Regions from separate parts of the Homo sapiens genome. Here region 1 is linked to region 2. Evidence: read pairs that join two places in POLR2A ChIA-PET (ENCODE). Cell type or tissue: Caco-2. All regions are shown on one strand. Each heading gives the region's core, and the rest is flanking DNA. Links, peaks and the distances in the headings are about the cores only. Region 1 overlaps FOLR1 (folate receptor alpha). Region 2 holds the start of MIR3165 (microRNA 3165).

Evidence for each region. Peaks named below come from ENCODE experiments on the same cell type or tissue, not always from the same donor. Only the 100,000 strongest peaks of a DNase experiment are listed, where the experiment ranks them.
Region 1: POLR2A ChIA-PET joins it to region 2 with 12 read pairs; 2 of 35 experiments call an interaction of 5 or more read pairs at or near these places.

What each region holds. Positions count from the first base shown.
Region 1 is chr11:72,192,518-72,203,010 of GRCh38, forward strand. It overlaps FOLR1 (folate receptor alpha), which reads left to right. Exons shown (of 4, transcript NM_016729.3): 2 at 2,754-2,942; 3 at 3,095-3,230; 4 at 3,380-3,782. The coding sequence ends at 3,660. FOLR1-AS1 (FOLR1 antisense RNA 1) reads right to left here. Exons shown (of 3, transcript NR_199595.1): 2 at 5,996-6,219. Among named protein-coding and RNA genes, the nearest start is that of FOLR1, 5.6 kb to the left of the region's middle. In Caco-2, for the core only: no CTCF peak of the experiment used is centred there; a DNase peak (open chromatin) is centred at 6,894.
Region 2 is chr11:72,068,723-72,079,215 of GRCh38, forward strand. NUMA1 (nuclear mitotic apparatus protein 1) reads right to left here. Exons shown (of 27, transcript NM_006185.4): 2 at 1,120-1,189. MIR3165 (microRNA 3165) reads right to left here and starts at 3,580; the gene lies at 3,506-3,580. In Caco-2, for the core only: no CTCF peak of the experiment used is centred there; DNase peaks (open chromatin) are centred at 1,379 and 3,799.

The DNA.
Region 1 (10,493 bases), core at 884-8,883, 120 kb after region 2:
TCACCTTCTTGGTTGTTGAGTTTCCGCATTACAGAAATAAGGAAGCAGGCCCAAAGGAGAGCCTGGGAAATGAAGTTGGAGTGACCCATCCTGGGGTTGCTTGATTTAGGGATTTAGACTGGGAATGACTCCTCCAAAGATCTGAGGGAAGAAACTGCACACTGTGCATAGTGGCCTCTTTTCTGCCAGCCCTAAACAGCTCAAGAAGGGAGAGTCTCTCACATTATGAGGCTGTGTGCAAAGCATTCTTTTTTTTTTTTCCTGAGACAAAGTCTCCATATGTTGCCCAGGCTGGTCTCAAATTCCTGGACTCAAGTGATCCTCCCACCTCAGCCTCCCAAAGTGTGGGATTACAGAAATGAGCCGTACGCCCTCCTGAAGCATCTTGGTTCATGCATCTCGCAAAACTTTGGGCTGTGTCTCTCGACCACATTGGACCTGAGGTCTCCCTATAACATTTATTTTGCTACCACCCCTTTAATATCCTGAACATGATGATATAACTAAAGAAAAAGCAGAGGAAAAGTAATTTGTAGGCCAGGTGTTACGGCTCACGCCTGTAATCCCAACACTGTGGGATGTCGAGATGGGCAGATCACTTGAGCTCAGGAGTTCGAGACCAGCCTGGGCAAGATGGCAAAACCCCATCTCTACTAAAAAATAAAAAAAATTAGTCAGGTGTGGTGGCACATGCCTGCAGTCCCAGCTACTCAGGAGGCTGAGGTGGGCAGGTCAGTTGAGCCCAGGAGGCAGAGATTGTAGATCGTGCCACTGCACTCCAGCCTGGGCAACAGAGTGAGACCTTGTCAAAAGAAAGAAAGAACGAAAAAAAGAAAGAAAGGAAGGAAGGAAGGGGAGGAAGGAAAGGGAGGGAGGAAAGGGAGGGAGGAAAGGGAGGGAGGCAAGGGAGAGAAACTTGTAATACGCATTTCTTTTTTTTTTTCTTGAGATAGAGTTTTGCTCTTGTTGCCCAGGGTGGAGTGCAGTGGCACAATCTCAGCTCACTGCAACCTCCACCTCCCAGGTTCAAGTGATTCTCCTGCCTCAGCCTCCTGAGTAGGCACACGCCACCACACCCAGCTAATTTTTTGTTTGTTTGTTTGTTTTGTTTGTTGGTATTTTTAGTAGAGATGGGGGTTTCACCATGTTGGCCAGGCTGGTCTCGAACTCCTCACCTCATAATCCGCCCCTCTTGGCCTCCCAAAGTGCTGAGATTACAGGTGTGAGCCACTGCGCCCGGCCTTAAGTGCACATTTTATTTATTTATTTATTTATTTATTTATTGAGATGGAGTCTTGCTCTGTTGCCCAGGCTGGAGTGCAGTGGCACAATCTCAGCTCACTGCAACCTCCACCTCCCAGGTTCAAGCAATTCTCCTGCCTTGGCCTCCAGAGTAGCTGGGACTATAGGCACCTGCCACCATGCCTAGCTAATTTTTGTATTTTTAGTAGAAATGGGGTTTTGCCATGTTGGCCAGGCTGGTCTCCATTCTTGACCTTAAGTGATCTGTCCACCTCCACCTCCCAAAGTGCTGGGATTACAGGCACTATGTGAGCCACTGTGCCGGCCCACATTTTAATATTTAGCTTGTCAGCCTTAAGTAATGAGATTCAGGAAGCTTGAGGATAGGCACACAGGAGCATAGTTTCAAGTTGTCCTGAATTTTGCAGCCATCACAAGTTAGTTTTTAAGGAAAAAGATTAGTTCCTAAGTTGTTTCTCAATAACTTATAATAAAATAACATCCACAATTGATTGGCTATACATTGTTTTTTTGTATCACAAATTCCACAAACAGATAATGGGTGAGGCAGCTAGTCAGGGACAAAACACTTCCCAAGTAGCTGGGATTACAGGTGTCCGCCACCACACTTGGCTAGTTTTTTGTTTGTTTATTTTTTGAGATGGAGTCTTGCTCTGTCGCCCAGGCTGGAGTGCAGTGGCATGATCTCGGCTCACTGCAAGCTCCACCTGCCGGGTTCACACCATTCTCCTGCCTCAGCCTCCCAAGTAGCTGGGACTACAGGTGCCAGCCACCACGCCCGGCTAATTTTTTGTATTTTTAGTAGAGACGGGGTTTCACCATGTTGGCCAGGATGGTCTTGATCTCTTAGCCTCGTGATCCACCCGCCTCGGCCTCCCAAAATGCTGGGATTACAGGCGTGAGCCACCGCACCCGGCCTAATTTTTATATTTTTAGTAGAGACGGGGTTTCACCATGTTGGCCAGGCTGGTCTCAAACTCTTGATCTCAGGTGATCCACCTGCCTTGGCCTCCCAAAGTGCTGGGATTACACAAGTAAGCCACTGCACCCAGCCTGGGGTTACAATTTAAATTGCTTTTTTACCTTCAAATCTTTGACACCTCAGTGAGGCTTAATCTGACCGCACTATTACACTACAAGTCCCCATCCGTCTCTGCTTAATTTTTGTCCAAAGCAAAAATCAGGTGATGTGTTCATTGTTGTAACCCCAGTTTCTACAAAAGTACCTGGGTGAGAGTAAGTAGGATCTCAATAAAGGTTGAATTAACAAATTTTGTAATGACTGCAACTCCAGCAGGAGCTCCCTTTTGGGCTCCCACTGTCTCTGACGGCCCTCTCCCCTAAAGAGGTCCCAATAGCAAGTATTTTCCTGGGTGACTTCCAGTGGGCTGGGGAATCAAGGACTAAGAGGGGAGACACTGCATGTGGAATATTCTGGCTGTGCTGGCTGTGCTGGCTGTGGACTGAGTCCTCTGTCTTCCCCCATCCAGTGTCGACCCTGGAGGAAGAATGCCTGCTGTTCTACCAACACCAGCCAGGAAGCCCATAAGGATGTTTCCTACCTATATAGATTCAACTGGAACCACTGTGGAGAGATGGCACCTGCCTGCAAACGGCATTTCATCCAGGACACCTGCCTCTACGAGTGCTCCCCCAACTTGGGGCCCTGGATCCAGCAGGTATGCATGGCTTCCTGCAGGTACAAGACCTAGCGGAGCAGCTGAGCTTTCCAGGCATCTCTGCAGGCTGCAACCCCAGCTCCAGTTCTATTCGGGGCTGAGTTGCTGGGATTCTTGAACCTGAGCCCTTCTTTTGTATCAAAATCACCCAGGTGGATCAGAGCTGGCGCAAAGAGCGGGTACTGAACGTGCCCCTGTGCAAAGAGGACTGTGAGCAATGGTGGGAAGATTGTCGCACCTCCTACACCTGCAAGAGCAACTGGCACAAGGGCTGGAACTGGACTTCAGGTGAGGGCTGGGGTGGGCAGGAATGGAGGGATTTGGAAGTGGAGGTGTGTGGGTGTGGAACAGGTATGTGACAATTTGGAGTTGTAGGGCTGGCAGACCTCAAGATAGTTCCGGGCCCAGTGGCTAAAGGTCTTCCCTCCTCTCTACAGGGTTTAACAAGTGCGCAGTGGGAGCTGCCTGCCAACCTTTCCATTTCTACTTCCCCACACCCACTGTTCTGTGCAATGAAATCTGGACTCACTCCTACAAGGTCAGCAACTACAGCCGAGGGAGTGGCCGCTGCATCCAGATGTGGTTCGACCCAGCCCAGGGCAACCCCAATGAGGAGGTGGCGAGGTTCTATGCTGCAGCCATGAGTGGGGCTGGGCCCTGGGCAGCCTGGCCTTTCCTGCTTAGCCTGGCCCTAATGCTGCTGTGGCTGCTCAGCTGACCTCCTTTTACCTTCTGATACCTGGAAATCCCTGCCCTGTTCAGCCCCACAGCTCCCAACTATTTGGTTCCTGCTCCATGGTCGGGCCTCTGACAGCCACTTTGAATAAACCAGACACCGCACATGTGTCTTGAGAATTATTTGGATATGAATGGGAACGTGACTGTTTTGTTTTCCAATTCCCATTGATTGAAACCAGTGAGACTGGGCCAATTCCTAGCTCTGACAGTTGCTATAAACTAGCCTGATACTTAACTATTTTTCTAACTTAGGAGACATTCGTAGCTCTCAATTTCATTTTTTACTATTGCTCCAATCTAGAGCCAAGCCCAGGAATTTTTCATTTGTTTGTTTTGAGACAGGGTCTCACCCAGGAATATTTTGTTTGTTTTGAGACAGGATCTCACTCTGTCACCAGGCTGGAGTGCAGTGGCATGACCTTGATTCACTGTAACATCTGCCTCCTGGGCTCAAGTGATCCTCCCACCTCAGCCTCTCAACTTGAGACTGCAACCATGTGCCACCACACCTGGCTAATTTTTTTTTTTTTTTTGAGATGGAGTTTCGCTCTTGTTGCCCAGGCTGGAGTGCAATGGCATGATCTTGGCCCACTGCAACCTCCTCCTCCCAAGTTCAAGTGATTCTCTTGCCTCAGCCTCCAGAGTAGCTGGGATTATAGGCATGCACCACCATGCCCGGCTGATTTTGTATTTTTAGTAGAGACAGGGTTTCTCCATGTTGGTCAGGCTGGTCTTGAACTCCCGACCTCAAGTGATCCGCCTGCCTTGGCCTCCCAAAGTGCTGGGATTACAGGCGTGAGCCACTGCGCCCAGCCCCACCTGGCTAATTGTTACATTTTTTTATAAAGAGGAGATCTTGGTATGTCGTCCAGGCTGATCTCAAACTCCTGGCCTGAAGCAAACCTTTCATCTCAGACTTCAAAAGTACTGGGATTACAACCGTGAGCCACCACACCCAGCGCAGTCTCAGCTCACTGCAACCTCTGCCTCCCACATTCAAGCAATTCTGCCTCAGCCTCCCGAGTACCTGGGACTATAGGTGTGGGCCACCATGCCTGGCTAATTTTTGTATTTTTATTAGAGATGGGGTTTCGCCATGTTGGCCAAGCTGGTCTGGAACTCCTAACCTCAGGTGAACCACCCACCTCAGCCTCCCAAAGTGCTGGGATTACAAGTGTGAGACACCATGCCCAGCCTAGCTCAGGATTTTATCATTTAAACTGAACATAAGCTTCCCAGGGTTGATTCCTGTGCTGTGCTCAGCTCTCCAAAAGAAGAGGTGGGAATGGCTGTACCCAGCATGTTTTGGATGGGTTGCTGGGAAGAGGGTAAGGGTGGCAGCAAGAGCCATATGGCACTAACAGCTAATACCCACAAAGCATTTTCTGCTAGGCACTATCCTAAACTGTTTATACCGATGACATGTAGATACTACTGTCTGCATTTTCCATATGTAGAAACAGACACATAAATTAAAGAACATTGCCTGGCCAGGCACAGTGGCTCACACCTATAATCCCAGCTCTTTGGGAGGCCAAGTCGGGCGGATCACCTGAGGTCAGGAGTTCGAGATTAGCCTAGCCAACATGGCAAAACCCTGTCTCTACTAAAAATACAAAACTTAGCCGGACGTGGTGGTGTGCACCTGTAATCCCAGCTACTCGGGAGGCTGAGGCAGGAGAATCTCTCGAACCCAGGAGGCAGAAGTTGCAGTGACCAGAGATCACACCATTGCACTCCTGCCTGGGCAACAGAGCGAAACTCCGCCTCAAAAAAAAAAAAAAAAAAAAAAGAAAGGACATGCTCTTTCCCATCATGGAGTGAATAAATATGTGTGTCTTGAAGGGATAATGGGTCCATGGCTGACCAGAGGAGCTGGGCCTAAGCTGCTCTGCCAGAGCTAGGATGGGAACCCAAACTTCGACTCCTAAGCAGGTTCCAAACCAATAACCTGAAGGGTTTTAAGGCAGCGTTCTCCATTAAATATAGTTTGTAACCTTTGTATTAAGCCAGGTTATATTACAGTAACATTCGTAATATTTCTGTGGCATCATACAACTCACCTTTTTGGGTTTTTTTTGTTTGTTTTCTTTCGTTTAGAGACAGAGTCTCTCTCTGTCACCCAGGCTGGAGTACTGGCATGATTATAGCTCACGGCAGCTTCAAATTCCTGGGCTCAAGTGATCTTCCTGCCTCAGCCTCCTGAGTAGTTGGGACTACAGCTGTGAGCCACAACATCCAGCTAATATATACACATATAAAATATGTATTATATATATACAATAGTAAAGACAGGGAGGTTCTCACTATCTTACCCAGGTTGGTCTTGAACTTGCACTGAAGTGATCCTCTCAAAATGCTGGGATTACAGATGTGAGCCACTGTGCCTGGCCACAAATCATGTTTATTTCTTGCTCAAGCTGCAATGTTTAATGTGGGTTATCAGAGGGATTCTGTTCATTTCTCTTTCCTGGACTACATTAGCAGCCAGGGGGTTCTGCTTCTCATTCCAGGCCCAGGCTGATGGAGGCTCCATCTTCTATGAAACAGGAAGAGGGAACTTAGCGAATTCCATAAGGCTCTTCAAATTTCCACCTGTCACTTATATCATTGGCCAAATCAAGTCATGAGCATGCCTAAATTCAAGAAGGCCAGGAAAACATGATCTTATCATGTACTTGGAAGGACAGGAGAATCACAAGGTTTGCAACAGACCTCGTTGTTTTCTGGTCAGTTTCTATTTCATGCACGGTCATAGTTACAAATTTAATTTTTTGGTTAGATCCTAGTAAGAAGGAGGATCAACTCTTTAAACCTATGCAAATAACTACATCAACCCAGGCCGGGCATGGTGGCTTATGCCTGTAACCCCAGCACTTTGGGAGGTCGAGGCAGGCGGATCACTTGAGGGCAAGAGTTCAAGACCAGCCTGGCCAACATGGTGAAACTCCGTCTCTACTAAAAATACAAAAAAATCAGCCAGACGTGATGGCACATGCCTGTAAACCCCAGCTTGTTGGGAAGGTGAGGCATGAGAATTGCTTGAACCCGGGAGGTGGATGTTGCAGTGAGCCGAGATCCTGCTATTGCACTCCAGCCTGGGCGATGGGCAATGGAGTGAGACTCCGTCTCAAAAAAAAAAAAAAAGAAAAAAAAAAGAAAAACTACACACACACAGAAAAAACCAGAAAAACTACATCAACCCGAAAAGTGGAGCAATCCACTGCTGACCGCCCTGGGTAGTCTTGTAAACAAGGTCAATTGTTGCATCATGTTCTCTACAGGATCAGTGACACCATTTACAAATATGATTAGTTTACAGATATATTTGGATTAGTGGAATTAAAGATAAGTACCATCTAAAACCAACTTTTTTTTCTTTTTTTGAGATGGAGTCTTACTCTGTCACCAAGGCTGGAGTGCGGTGGCACAATCTCGTGTCACTGAAACCTCTGCTTCCTGGGTTCAAGCAATTCTCATGCCTCAGCCTCCAAGAAGCTGGGATTATAGGCATGTGCCACCATGCCCAGCTAATTTTCATAATTTTTAGTAGATACGGGGTTTCACCATTTGGTCAGGCTGGTCTCAAACTCCTGGCCTCAAGCAATCCACCTGACTTGGCCTCCCAAGGTGCTGGGATGACAGGCATGAGCCACTATGCCCGACCTATTTCTTTTACTTATTTATTTTGTGTGTGTGTGTGTGTGTGTGTGTGTGTGTGTGTGTGTGTGTGTGTTGGTTTTTGTTTTGAGACGGAGTCTCTCTCTTGTCCAGGCTGGAATGCAGTGGTGTGATCTCAGCTCACTGCAATGTCTGCCTCCCGGCTTCTACTGCCTCAGCCTCCTGAGTAGCTGGGACTACAAGCATGCGCCACCACACCCAGCTAATTTTTGTATTTTTAGTAGAGACAGGGTTTCTCCATGTTGGCCAGGCTGGTCTGGAACTCCTGGGCTCAAGTGATTCACCCACTTCGGTCTCCCAAAGTGCTGGGGTTGCAGCCGTGAACCACCAAGCCTGGCCCACTTCTTTTTTGGACCAAAAGCATAGGTGATGAATGCAAAAATTGATAAATTGGACTTAAAATTCAAAACTCTTGCCCTTTAAAAGACAGCCTTAAGAAAATTAAAAGACAAGCAACAGACTGGAGGAAATATTTACAAAACACATCTGATAAAGCATCTGTATTCATAATATACAAAGAACACTTACAACTCAGTAATTATAAGGCAGTTGACCCAATCAAATAATGGGCAAAAGAAATGAACAAACTTCATTAAAGAAGATACATAGGTCGAGTGCGGTAGTTCATGTCTGTAATCCCAGCACGTTGGGAGGCTGAGGCGGCCGGATCACTTAAGGCCAGGAGTAAAGACCAGCCTGGCTAACATGGCAAAACCCTGTCTCTACTAAAAATACAAAAATTAGCCAGGTGCGGTGACACATGCCTGTAATCTCAGCAACTCGGGAGGCTGAGACAGGAGAATTGCTTGAAACTGGGAGGTGGAGATTGCAGTGAGCTGAGATCATGCCACTGCACTCCAGCCTGGGTGACAGAGCGAGACTGTGTCTCAGAAAAAAAAAAAAAGAAGATACACAAATTATGAGTAGTTACGTGAAAAGATACTCAACATTATTAATCATTAGAAAAGTGCAAATTAAAACCCCAGTAATATACCATTTTATACCTATTAGAATGGCAATAATAATAAGATAGACAATAACAAATGTTGGCAAGGATGTGAACCCTCACACAGTGCTGGTGGGGATGTAAAATGGTACAGCCCTTTGGAAAACAGTGTGGCAGTTTCTCAAAAAGTTAAATGTAAAACTACCATACAACTCAAAATTCCACTTCCAGGTATCTACTCAGGAGAAATGAAAATCAACATAACAAAACTTAATTATGAATATTCATAATATTAGGTATCATTATACATAATAGTCCCAAGCTGGCAATAACCTATATATACGTATACACGTATACACGTATACACGTATACGTATGTACACGTATACACGTATACGTATGTACACGTATACACGTATACGTATGTACACGTATACACGTATACGTATGTACACGTATACACGTATACGTATGTACACGTATACACGTATACGTATGTACACGTATACACGTATACACGTATACAGACGTATACACGTATACGTATGTACACGTATACACGTATACGTATGTACACGTATACACGTATACGTATGTACACGTATACACGTATACGTATGTACACGTATACACGTATACGTATGTACACGTATACACGTATACGTATGTACACGTATACACGTATACGTATGTACACGTATACACGTATACACGTATACATACGTATACACGTATACACGTATGTATACGTATACACGTATACGTATGTATACGTATACACGTATACACGTATACACGTATACGTATGTACACGTATACACGTATACGTATACACGTATACACGTATACACGTATACGTATGTACACGTGTACACGTATACACGTATACACGTATACGTATGTACACGTGTACACGTATACACGTATACACGTATACGTATGTACACGTATACATATGTATGTATACATACATACATACGTATAAGTATACATATGTATGTATACATACATACATACGTATAAGTATACATATGTATGTATGTATATATATTTTTTGAGACGGAATTTTGGTCTTGTTGCCCAGGCTGGAGCGTAATGGCGTGATCTTGGCTCACTGTAACCTCTGCTTCCTGGATTCAAGCGATTCTCCTGCCTCAGCCTCCCAAGTATCTGGGAGTACAGGCACACACCACCATGCCTGGCTAATTTTTGTATTTTTTAGTAGATACAGGGTTTCGCCATGTTGGTCAGACTGGTCTTGAACTCCTGACCTCAGGTGATACACCTGTCTCGGCCTCCCAAAGTGCTGGGATTACAGACGTGCGCCACCGCACCTGGCAATAACCTAAATTTTTAGCAGCTGGTGAGTGGATAGACAAAATGTGGTAAATCCATACAGTAGAAGACTGCAGCAATGAAACGTGATGACACATGCTATGTTGTGGATGAACCTCAAAAACATTATGCTAAGTGAAAGGAGCCAGACCTAAGAGGCTTCATGTGGCATGATTTCACTTACGTGAAATGTGCAGGAAAGGCAAATTTATAGAGGCGGTAAGTAGAGTAGTAGCTGCCTGGGGCTGGAAGTGAGAACAGGGATTAATTGTAAATGGGCATGACGGGGGATGAAAATTACTGAGGGGATGATTCTGAGTTTCTGCGAGGTGTGCACATGAGGGAAACTATTCTAACAAATTTGGCATGTGGCTTCATAAAAATCTATCATCTGAGACAAACTCCATTCCCAATCTAAAAGATTGGTTGGAGGCTGAGTGTGGTAGCTCATGCCTGTAACCTCAGCACTTTGGGAGGCCGAAGAGGGTGGATGGCTTGAGCTTAGGAGTTTGAGACCAGCCTGGGCAACATGGTGAAATCAAGTCTCTAGAAAAAAAATACAAAAATTAGCTGGGTGTGATGGCGCACGCCTTAGTTCCAGCTACTTGGGAGGCTGAGGTCGGAGGATCTCCTGAGCCCGGGGAGGTTGAGCCTGCAGTGAGCGGTGATTGTACCACTGCACTCCAGCCTGGGTTGACAGAGTGGGACCCTGTCTCCAAAAAAAAAAAAAAAAAAAAAAAGATAGGATTTGGCAGTCAAGGAGTGAGTCTATTCTTGGTGTAGATGTAGATAACACCATTAGAGATGTTTATGAGGTAGCCCATTGACCAAGGACTTTTTTTAAAAAAGAG
Region 2 (10,493 bases), core at 756-8,755:
CCAGCAGACATTTCTAATCTTATTAAATCAAATGAAAACTGCAATCAAAATACTCTCCTTAGGAAGTTATTTACTTATTCTAACAAAACACTTCTTTGGGAGCTGCCTTTAAAGTCTACTCCATGTGAGACAAACAGAAAAATTCGGTGTTACTGTTTTATAGTCACACCTCATCCTTCACCAAAAAAGGTATTGCCTTGCATGAATCTTTGGCTCACGGCATCTTCTGGCTGTTTCTAAAAATTGAATCCACCAAGCTAAGAGTAAAGATTTGCTACCTCTGAGGATATTCAAAAGATTGGCTCAGAGGCAGTCTGAGGCAATGACACCATCACCAAAGGAAATCTAAAGGCTGAGAACACAATTACTTTGAAGGGGTCAAACTTAAAAACATTCTAATTGCCCCATAATTACAATCAAGGGGGCAAGACATGTACAATATCTGTCACATTTGTTCAACTATTATATCACTTTATAATTACACATTATATAATGATAAATTTTGGCCCTGGAAGAAATCTTCAAGATCATATAATCCTAACTGTCCCTTTTTACATATGAGAAAAGTTCAGTCCATTGAGGTTAGGCAATTTGTCCCTGGTCACACATCTGGTTAGCAACAGTCAGGATGAGAAACCCAGACACCCAAACTCCCAGCATAATGCACCCACACATACTTATGTATACAGCTCCTCCTCCCCTGCTTCTCACTTCCTTCACTCCCCTGATCAAAAGGGACAGAAATAACTTGGGACACTAAAGCACACCAAGAATGGTTCTGAAACCCAGTAGCAGAGAAATGATGGCTTAAAAACCAGGACTTCTCTGCAGTGGCCTCAATGGCCAATGTTTAGTGTCTGGCTCACAAGAGTTCTGGGCAATCTACCTCAGAGCAAGGGCCAATGAAAACCTCTGGACACCACCCTCCCACAGTTAGAAAAATATCTTTATTAAACCTCTCTGCTCTCCTCCTACAGTAACCTGTTTGCCTCAAATAATTGAAAGACAAAGACAATCACTTTGAAGAATCTGGGTCAGGGAAAAAGTAAATGGTAGAGATCCTGCTCAGGACAAAGCTGACCTATGAAAAACTAGAGGGCAGAAACCATTTTGACTTACCTCCTGGTGGAAGCCTCCACACACTAGAACAGGGTGATCTCCAGCAGTCTGGCTTAGAATTAGTTTCCACCTAGGGAAGGGGCAAAGGGACAGGAATGATTATTCATTCCCCTAACCCACCCACTCTTAGTGAGCTCAGCCTCACATTATCCTGGGCAACCCCAGCGTTCTGTGGATCAGACAGCAAGCAGAAGGGAAGCCATGCAGGCCAGGTCAACGGGGTGAGTCAGTGGCAGAGCAGGAAGAGTCACTGGGGCAGAAATTCTGGCCTTCTGTGGCAAGACTGCCAAGCCACACCCACACTTGGTCAGCACTGTGAAGGCCCTGCCCTGTTAGGATTTCAGTCTTTAAGCCAGAAAACTTCTTCCTCAGGAGGCCCCACACCACTCTCATTTTCAAGTGTCTCTCCTCCTGCTCAAAAATCTTCCAGTTTTCTTCTCCCTAAAGCATCATATCTAAATTCTTTGGCTTAACTTTCCAAATCCTCCATTATATGGCCTCAAGTCATTTATTCAACCTTATTTCCCACTATTCTACAGAATATACTCTGAATTGATCAAGCCAGTCTTCCCACTTCTCTCTGCGTGAGCCAAGCCTTTTCTCATTTCCCTGCTTTCAATTATCCAGGAGTGGTAAATTCAAACATCTTCAGGGGTCAGGCAGGTAACAGAAACAAATTATCCAGGCAAGGCCCAGTGGCTCACAGCGGTAATCCCAGCACTTTGGGAAGCCAAGGTGGGCAGATCGCTTGAGCTCAGGAGTTCCAGACCAACCTGGGCAACATAGTAAAACTCCGTCTCTACAAAAATACAAAAAATTAGCTAGGTGTGGTGGAGTGTGCCTGGGTCCCACCCACTTGGGAGGCTGCAGTGAGCTGAGACCGTGCCACTGGACTCCAGCCTGGGCAACAGAGCGAAACCACGTATCCAAACAAAACAAAATGAATGATCCAGTGGGGCACATGGCAGATCTAGGAAACGCTGCACCCCCCTAAAGGCATTCAAATATTTTAATTCAAATATTTATGTAGTGTCTCACTGTGAGCATCACGATAACCTTTTAAATAGTTATTAATACTCTATCTTGCAAATGAGAAAACTTCCCCAAGGTTAGGTAACTGGCAAAATGCTGGGCACAGTCTCTAGACCTGTCTGATGCCAAAGCAAGAGCTCTACACCATTAGGCTTCTAGCAGTGCAAACACCATGGAAGATACAGAACCCTCAAAGTCACTTTTCATGATACACAACCTTAATAGTAGGATGGGAAGCCCAAATCACAGCTTATCTAACCATATCCCAACTGCCTCCAATTCTGTTCATTTTCCAAACCCCATCTTTCTGCCAAAGTATTTCATTCCTAGTTATCCAAGTCCTACTGAATTCCTTCTTCTGTAAATTCCTATAGGGTTTATAGATTAGACAACACAAATAAGTGCTAAATTATATACTGTCTTGCAAAATCAGATACTGCTTCTATGTATTTTAGTGTCAGCCTCATCAATCAAACTATTGTATTAATCTATATAGTTCTTCTACCAAAAATGCCTAACCTGAATCTAATCAAGAAGAATCAGACAAATGCTATGAAAGACAAAAAGGCATTCAGATTAAAAAAGAACTGTTCAAAGTTAAAGCAGACTAAAGACATGATAGTCATGACAACTAAGTGCATAAATACATGCATGATCCTTCAATGAATCCTGAATTTTAAAAAACTCAATAAAAGACATCACTGGGAAAAGATGAGAAATCTGAACAAGTATTATATACTGGATGTATTGAATCAATGTTAAGTTTCCTGAGTGTTAATAGTACTGTAGTTATATAGGAAGATACCTTTTTCTTAGGAAATACTTGCTGAAATAGGGATTAAATAACATGATATTTACATCTAACAGTCAAAAAGATTCAGAAAATGAAGGATAAATAGACAGCAAATTTGGCAAAATGTTAATAGTGACTCTAAATGAGAAGTATATAAGTATTTGTTACATTATTTTGCAAAATATCTATAGGTTTGAAAATTTTCAAAATAAAATAATTTAGTAAGGAGGGAAATCCTGTATTATATACTTTTTTATATACTCAGCTCTGTGACAGATATAATAGGCACTCATTACTTTAGGTATCTGCTCACTACCTAAGGAAACTGGGCATTTGGAGGTCAGCAATCAGACAGAGTCCACTTTGCTGCAGCTCATGAGGGGTATAGTAGGAAATTCTTAGGGAATAAGAGGTTTCTCCAAAACTCACATTGTCACACCACAGGAAATCTAGAAAAGCAGGCAATTACCTCACTCCTCATTGAGGCCATCACAGAAGTACAGGCACTGAACAAATGCCCACTCGCTAGGCAGAATGCAGCTGCTGCCCACACGTTAGTACCCAGTGGTAAGGTGGATACAATGTGACCTCAGAGGACCAAGAGTTGAGGTCACATTGCATCCACCTTGCCACCGGGTACCAAAAATTTGACAATCTGCAAAACAAGTGTCTCTGGCCAGTCACAGGAAGGCACTCAAGTATCAAATAAACATGCCTGAAATATATGCAGTCTTTCCTCCTCACCAGATAAACCAGTCCTCAGCTGCAATAAGGCAGAAGAAATCTGCAAGGCTGAATCACTGGTATTTCCTGTGCAGACTTCAAAGAAACTGGCCCTTCAATAGGACAGAAAGGGCAGGCGACACAGCTGCCAACAGAGGCCTCAACCCAGGAGCATGCTATGCAATAATGCCTTCTCTCCCTTCTACAGCCATCAGATACCTCATTTTTACTTCTGCCAAATGGCCCCTTATTACCGCGACTGATTACCTAATAGCCAACCCTTTACCTTGGTTCTCTCCTCCCCTCAATGAGACCCAAGATACTGGCCTTTCTAGACAGCTCCTCCTCCAATTTGCCAGAGGAATTGTCAAAACTATTCCCCTGGCCAGGCACGGTGGCTCACGCCTGTAATCCCAGCACTTTGGGAGGCCAAGGCGGGCGGATCACACTGTCAGGAGATAGAGACCACGGTGAAACCCCGTCTCTACTAAAGATACAAAAAATTAGCTGGGCGCGGTGGCGGGTGCCTGTAGTCCCAGCTACTCGGGAGGGGAGGCTGAGGCAGGAGAATGGCGTGAACCTGGGAGGCGGAGCTTGCAGTGAGCCGAGATCGCGCCACTGCACTCAAGCCTGGGTGACACAGAGCGAGACTCCGTCTCAAAAAAAAAAAAAAAAAAAAGCTGCCTAGGCCAGGCACAATGGCTTACACCCATAAACCTAGCACTTTGCGAGGCCGAGGCAGGAGGATTGCTTGAGCTCAGGTGTTCAAGACTAGCCTGAGCAACACAGCAAGACCTTGTCTCTACTAAAAATCAAAAAAATTAGCCGGGTGTAGTCCCAGCTACACTACTTAGGAGGCTGAGGTGGGAAGACAGCCACTGCACTCCAGCCTGGGTGACAGAGCGAGACCCTGTCTCAAAAAAAAAAAAAAAAAAGTTGCCCACAGTAGGAGGTAGAGGAGAGGCCATTATTAAGCACACTCTCAGTAAACCATGAATCTGACAGAGCTACCCAAAACATCAATGCAGTCTTAAGCTGCATTAGTAGAAGATGACTCTATGCCCCACCTTTGAAGAGCAAAGTTAGAGGACTTGCAGAGGAAGAACACCAATGACCATGGCAAAGGGTCTAGAAGTATATCATTTCAAATATGGAGGAAGAACTACACACTTTTAGCCAGGGGAGAACAAGAAAACTTTTTTCAAATATACGCATAGCTTTCACATAGATGAGGAGAAAGACTTATGAGTCCACTATAAGAATACAAAACCAGAACTAATGAGTGGAAGTTACAGGAAGACTGATTTTGGTTTGCCACAGGGAAGAAATTTCAGCATGTTGTAGAAGTTCAGAATGTGGGATGTAGAACCCAGAATGCTTGGATTAGGATGTCAACTCCACCACTTATAAACTGTGTGGCTTTGGGGAGATTAATCTACCTGTGCCTCAGTTGCCTTCCCTGTAAAAGAGAATAGTAATAATAGAACTTAGCTCACAGAGCTTTAAGAAGTAGCTTCCGAGGCTGGCTGCGGTGGATCAGGCCTGTAATCCCAGCACTTTGGGAGGCTGAGGCAGGTGGATCACCTGAGGTCAGGAGTTCAAGACCAGACTGGCCAACATGGGGAAACCCGTCTCTACTAAAAATACAAAAAAAATTAGCTAGGCTTGGTGGCGCATGCCTGTAATCCCAGCTACTCAGGAGGATAAGGCAGGAGAATCGCTTGAACCCAGGAGGCAGAGGTTGCAGTGAGCCAAGATCACGCCATTGCACTCCAGCCTGGGCACCAGGAGCGAAACTCCATCTCAAAAAAAATTAACCAGACGGTAGTGGTGTGCGCCTGTAATCCCAGTTACTCGGGAGGCTGAGGCAGGAGAATCATTTGAACCTGGGAGGTGGAAGTTGCAGTGAGCAGAAATCACACCACTGTACTCCAGTCTGGGTGATAGAGAGAGGCTCCATCTCAAAAAAAATAAAAAGAAGTAGTTTCTGTAAAGTACTTAGAACAGTGCCTAGTTCACAATATACGCTGGAAAAAAAATGTTACCTATTGCTATTACTAAATGTTGATACAACAGACCAGGCTGGGTGTGGTGGTTTGTGCTTGTAATCCCAGCACTTTGAGAGAACTGCTTGAGCTCAAGAGTTTGAGACCAGCCTGGGCAACATAGTGAGACCTCGTCTCTACTAAAAATAAAAAGAGTTGCCAGGCACAGTGGCGTGCACTTGTAGTTCCAGCTACTCAGCAGGCTGAGGTGGGAGGATAGCTTGAGTCCAGGAGATCGAGGCTGCAGTGAGCTATGATGACGCCACTGCACTCCAGCCAGAGTGACAGAGCAAGACTCTGTCTCAAAATAACAAACAGGCTGGGTGCAATGGCTCACGCCTGTAATCCCAGCACTTTGGGAGGCTGAGGCGGGTGGATCACCTGAGGTCAGGAGTTCGAGACCAGCCTGGGCAACATGGTCAAACCCTGTCTCTACTAAAAATACAAAAATTAGCTGGTTGCAGTGGCACGTGCCTGTAATCCCAGCTACTTGGGAGGCTGAGACAGGAGAATCACTTGAGCCCGAGAGGCGGAGGTTGCAGTGAGCCAAGACTGTGCAATTGCACTCCAGCCTGGGCGACAGAGTGAGACTCCATCTCAAAATAAATAAATAAATAAATAAATAAATAAAATAAAAATAATATACAATACAAAAAACAGACCAGATAACCTGAAGCCCTTCCTACTAAATATGCCTAGAAGTGCTCAGAAAAATATAATAAACATCCTTCTAGACTGTGCCAGCTATTAAGGTATTGTCTCTCAGCTCCAAATCTACCCTGTTATGCTCCGCTTTGTGATGCTGGGGCCTGGACTCCACTAAACCCCATTTCACATTTGCCAGCTGGATCCCTGTCAACAGGGGGTGCTAAGGGGAAAACAGAAGACAAGAGAAGGCTACAAGGGACTTCCTCCTTCTTGTAGCCTGGTGTTTCTTGACAACAGAAGTTGGTTCTTCCCAGTTGCCTTCTAAACTCCCAAAACCAGCCTCCTGCCCCTCAAAGGCACCAGCATCAGCTAAGTAAGGCTCAACAGAAGCCAGCTCCTCCAGGTTCCTCCTATAAGGGCCTGAGAAACCAGCAGCACCAGGTAACACCCTCTCCAGAGAATCTGGGTACAGCTATTCCAGATCCCTCTAGACTTCTAGGTTCTGGTAGCCCCAACCTTCCTCCCTTTGTTTTTCAGTCCTGGATGAGAAAAATTCTTTATGCAGTTATTATATTGAAGTTACTTTAATATTCCCTTTCTGCTTTTTCAGCCCTCCACCAAGGGTTTAAATCAATCTCCTTTATGGAGTTCACTCTATTGTGTGGTTTCTGTTTTGCTGATTGGATCTGAACTGACATATAGATAAACTGAGCTCTCAAGAAAGTAAGAAAAATCCCCAGGAACCAGAAACAAATTAGTGAGGAGGATTAGCGAGCTGATGACATAGCTGTCCTAGCCGTGTATGGAATTTGTAACACCCTCATAGGTTCAGAAGACAGATCTTGAGTCCACAAAAGGCACTGAGATCCCTGTGCAGAGGCTGAGATTCTTAAGTTTATACTCAGTAAGATAATAGACTAGGAAAAAAAATCTGTCCAGAGAGAAATAAAAAACTTGCCTTGCTCACCTAGTGAGAAAGGAGGGAAAAACCGTCTAGGAATTCAAAACAGGCTGGGTGAAGTGGCTCACGCCAGTAATCCCAGCACATTGGGAGGCTGAGGTGGGTGGATTGCTTGAGCCCAGGAGTTCGAGACCAGCCCGGGCAACATGGCAAAACCCTGTCTCTACAGAAAATATAAAAATTTGCCGGGTATGGTGGTGTGCACCTGTAGTCCCAGCTACTTGGGAGGCTGAGGTGGGCGGACTGCTTGAGCCCAGGAGGCAGAGGTTGCAGTGAGCCAAGATCCTGCAACTGCACTCCAACCTGGGCAACAAAGCCAGACAGATCCTATCTCAAAAAATAAAATAAAATAAAATAAAATTCTAGGAAGCAGACATTAATATGTAGTGAAAAACAAACAAACGATCAGTGGTTCCTGGTATCAGGGTGAAAGGAAAAACGGACTGTAAAGAAGTATGAGAGCCGGGCACGGTGGCTCACGCCTGTAATCCCAGCACTTTGGGAGGCCGAGGAGGGCAGATTACCTGAGGTTGGCAGTTCAAGATCAGCCTGACCAACATGGTGAAACCCCATTTCTATTAAAAATACAAAATTAGCTGGGCATGGTGGTGCATGCCTGTAATCCCAGCTACTCAGGAGGCTGAGGCAGGAGAATCGCTTGAACCCAGGAGGCAGAGGTTGCAGGGAGCCGAGATTGCACCACTGGACTCCAGCCTGGAGAATAAGAGTAAAATCCATCTTAAAAAAAAAAAAGCATGAGAAATCTTTTGGGGGTGAGAGAAATCCTCTGTATCTTGATTATGGCTGCTGTTTACAGGTGTAGACATCTGCCAAAACTCAACTTTCTTGAAAATTATTACAGACACAAAATTGAAAACATGAGACAAAAACAAGATCACGAAAAACAAGCAGATTTGAAAATGAACCAAAGAGCACTTCTAATAAATGAAAAAGTTAGCTAATAAAAATAAGAATTCAAAAAACAAATTAGACCTAGCTGAAGAGTAAACTAGTATACTAGAAGATAGATATAAGGAAATTATCCAGAAGTTAACACAGAAAGATAGAAATGGAAATTATGAAAGAAAGAATAAGATGTAGACGACAGAATGAGGAAGTTCAACATAAGTTACGCATGAGATCTGAGAGAGGTAAAGAGGTAATGATTGGGAATTTTTACACAATTAGTGAAAAGATATGAAATTTCAGATTAAGGAATTACTATATGCCCCCAGTATATAGTGATTTAAGAAAATTAAATTCACACCATGTAATGGAAGTACAGAACACAAATGACAGCAAAGAAGATCTTAAAAACAAACAGAAAGAAAGACAGGTTACCCACAATAAAATAAGTTAATTTGCAAGCATAGTTCTCAAGAGTAACAACAAAAAGCCAGAATTTCAATGAAAAAACACTTTCAAAGTGCTAAGAGACAATAATTGGAAGCCTAGTACCCAGCTAAACTACCAATCAAGACTGAAAGTGAGCTGGGCACAGTGGCTCATGCCTATAATCCCAGCACTCTGAGAGGCCGAGGCGGGAGGATCACAAGGTCAGGGGATCGAGACCATCATGGCTAACACAATGAAACCCTGTCTCTACTAAAAATACAAAAAATTAGCCAGGCGTGGTTGCGGGCGCCTGTAGTCCCAGCTACTCGGGAGGCTGAGGCAGGAGAATGGTGTGAACCTGGGAGGCGGAGCTTGCAGTGAGCCGAGACTGTGCCACTGCACTCCAGCCTGGGCAACAGAGTGAGACTCCATCTCAAAAAAAAAAAAAAAACAAAAAACTGAAAGTGAAATAAAGATTTTTTAAATGAAGACAGTGTTTACCACTAACAGATTCCCACTGGACAAACATCTGAAGGATGTATGTATCTATGCAATAAAAAAGGAAGGAATAAAATGCAAGGAAAAATAGTGAAAAAGCAAACAGTAGACATACATGGGTAAAATGAAATAATCACTAACAATACAAAACAATAAACATATTTTAATTGTGTTGGGGTCTCACTCTGTTGCCCAGGCTAGCTAAGAACTCCTGGGCTCAAGCCATTCTCCCGCCTGCTCCTCCTGCCTCAGCCTCCAGAGTAGTTGGGATGACAGGGCAAGCCACCATGCCCAGCTACAAAATAATAATTATCAATTAGAATTGTTCAGCTTAGAGATGGATTGACTTTGGGAATGATCTCATTCTAGAAAGTACTCATTTTGAGTCTGGACAACACCTTTTGGTATGTTTAGTGTACACTGGGTAAGAGGCTAAATTAAATGACCACACCATATATTAGGTTAATGCAAAAGTAACTGTGGTTTTTGCCATTACTTTCAATGGCAATAACTGCAATTACTTTTGCACAAACCTAATATCTTCTGATCATAGTTTTATCAATTAGACACAGCTGTCCAAACAGCCCCTGATCAGCTCTGTTCAGCCACCTGAGCAGGGCTTTGCCCTCATCCTAAAAGTTCTAGAATTCAAGTCTTATTTCAAGGCATTCTTCCCACTTCCATGTTCCACATGTAAAAAAGAATTCTACGTTTCTTAACGAGCTTTCAGGTAAGATCTTTAAGCTTTTGGAATGTACCGCTTTTCGCTGTGAACTAAGAGCTTAGACATTACAATTAGTCATCCCTTGCTAGAACTTAGGCTACGAAAAGAATACTTTGGAAGCTTTCACAAAAAAGTATGTGGTTCTTCCTCTAAAGAAGAAAATACCACACAGAAAGAGGGACTGAGGAAACATAAACCCATCTGTGCTGACAGAAAGCTACCTTACATGATCCTCATGTTCGCCCCAGGTTCCCATATATTCACAGCAGTAAAGATCTCCACAAAGCAGAGAGGCCCAACTCCCTTACCATTAAAGCTTTAACGACCAGACAACCCAGAAGTTTGGAAACATAGAACCAGGCAACAGATACTAGAGAGAGGGAATTATGTATTAAAGCAAGAAAATATCATCACGTTTTCAAGAGGGAGTGCCATTCCAGTAAAGAGGACAGCTTAATACTGAGGTTCAAATGCCACTAAATGAAAACGGGAAAGCGAAATTCCTGTGCCCTTTCAGCCCAAGAAATTATTCCAAAGCATACATTTATTCCCATTACATGTCGCAAATCCTGCCTAGCCATTAGGATACAGTGACGAAAAAGTCTCTCGTTATCT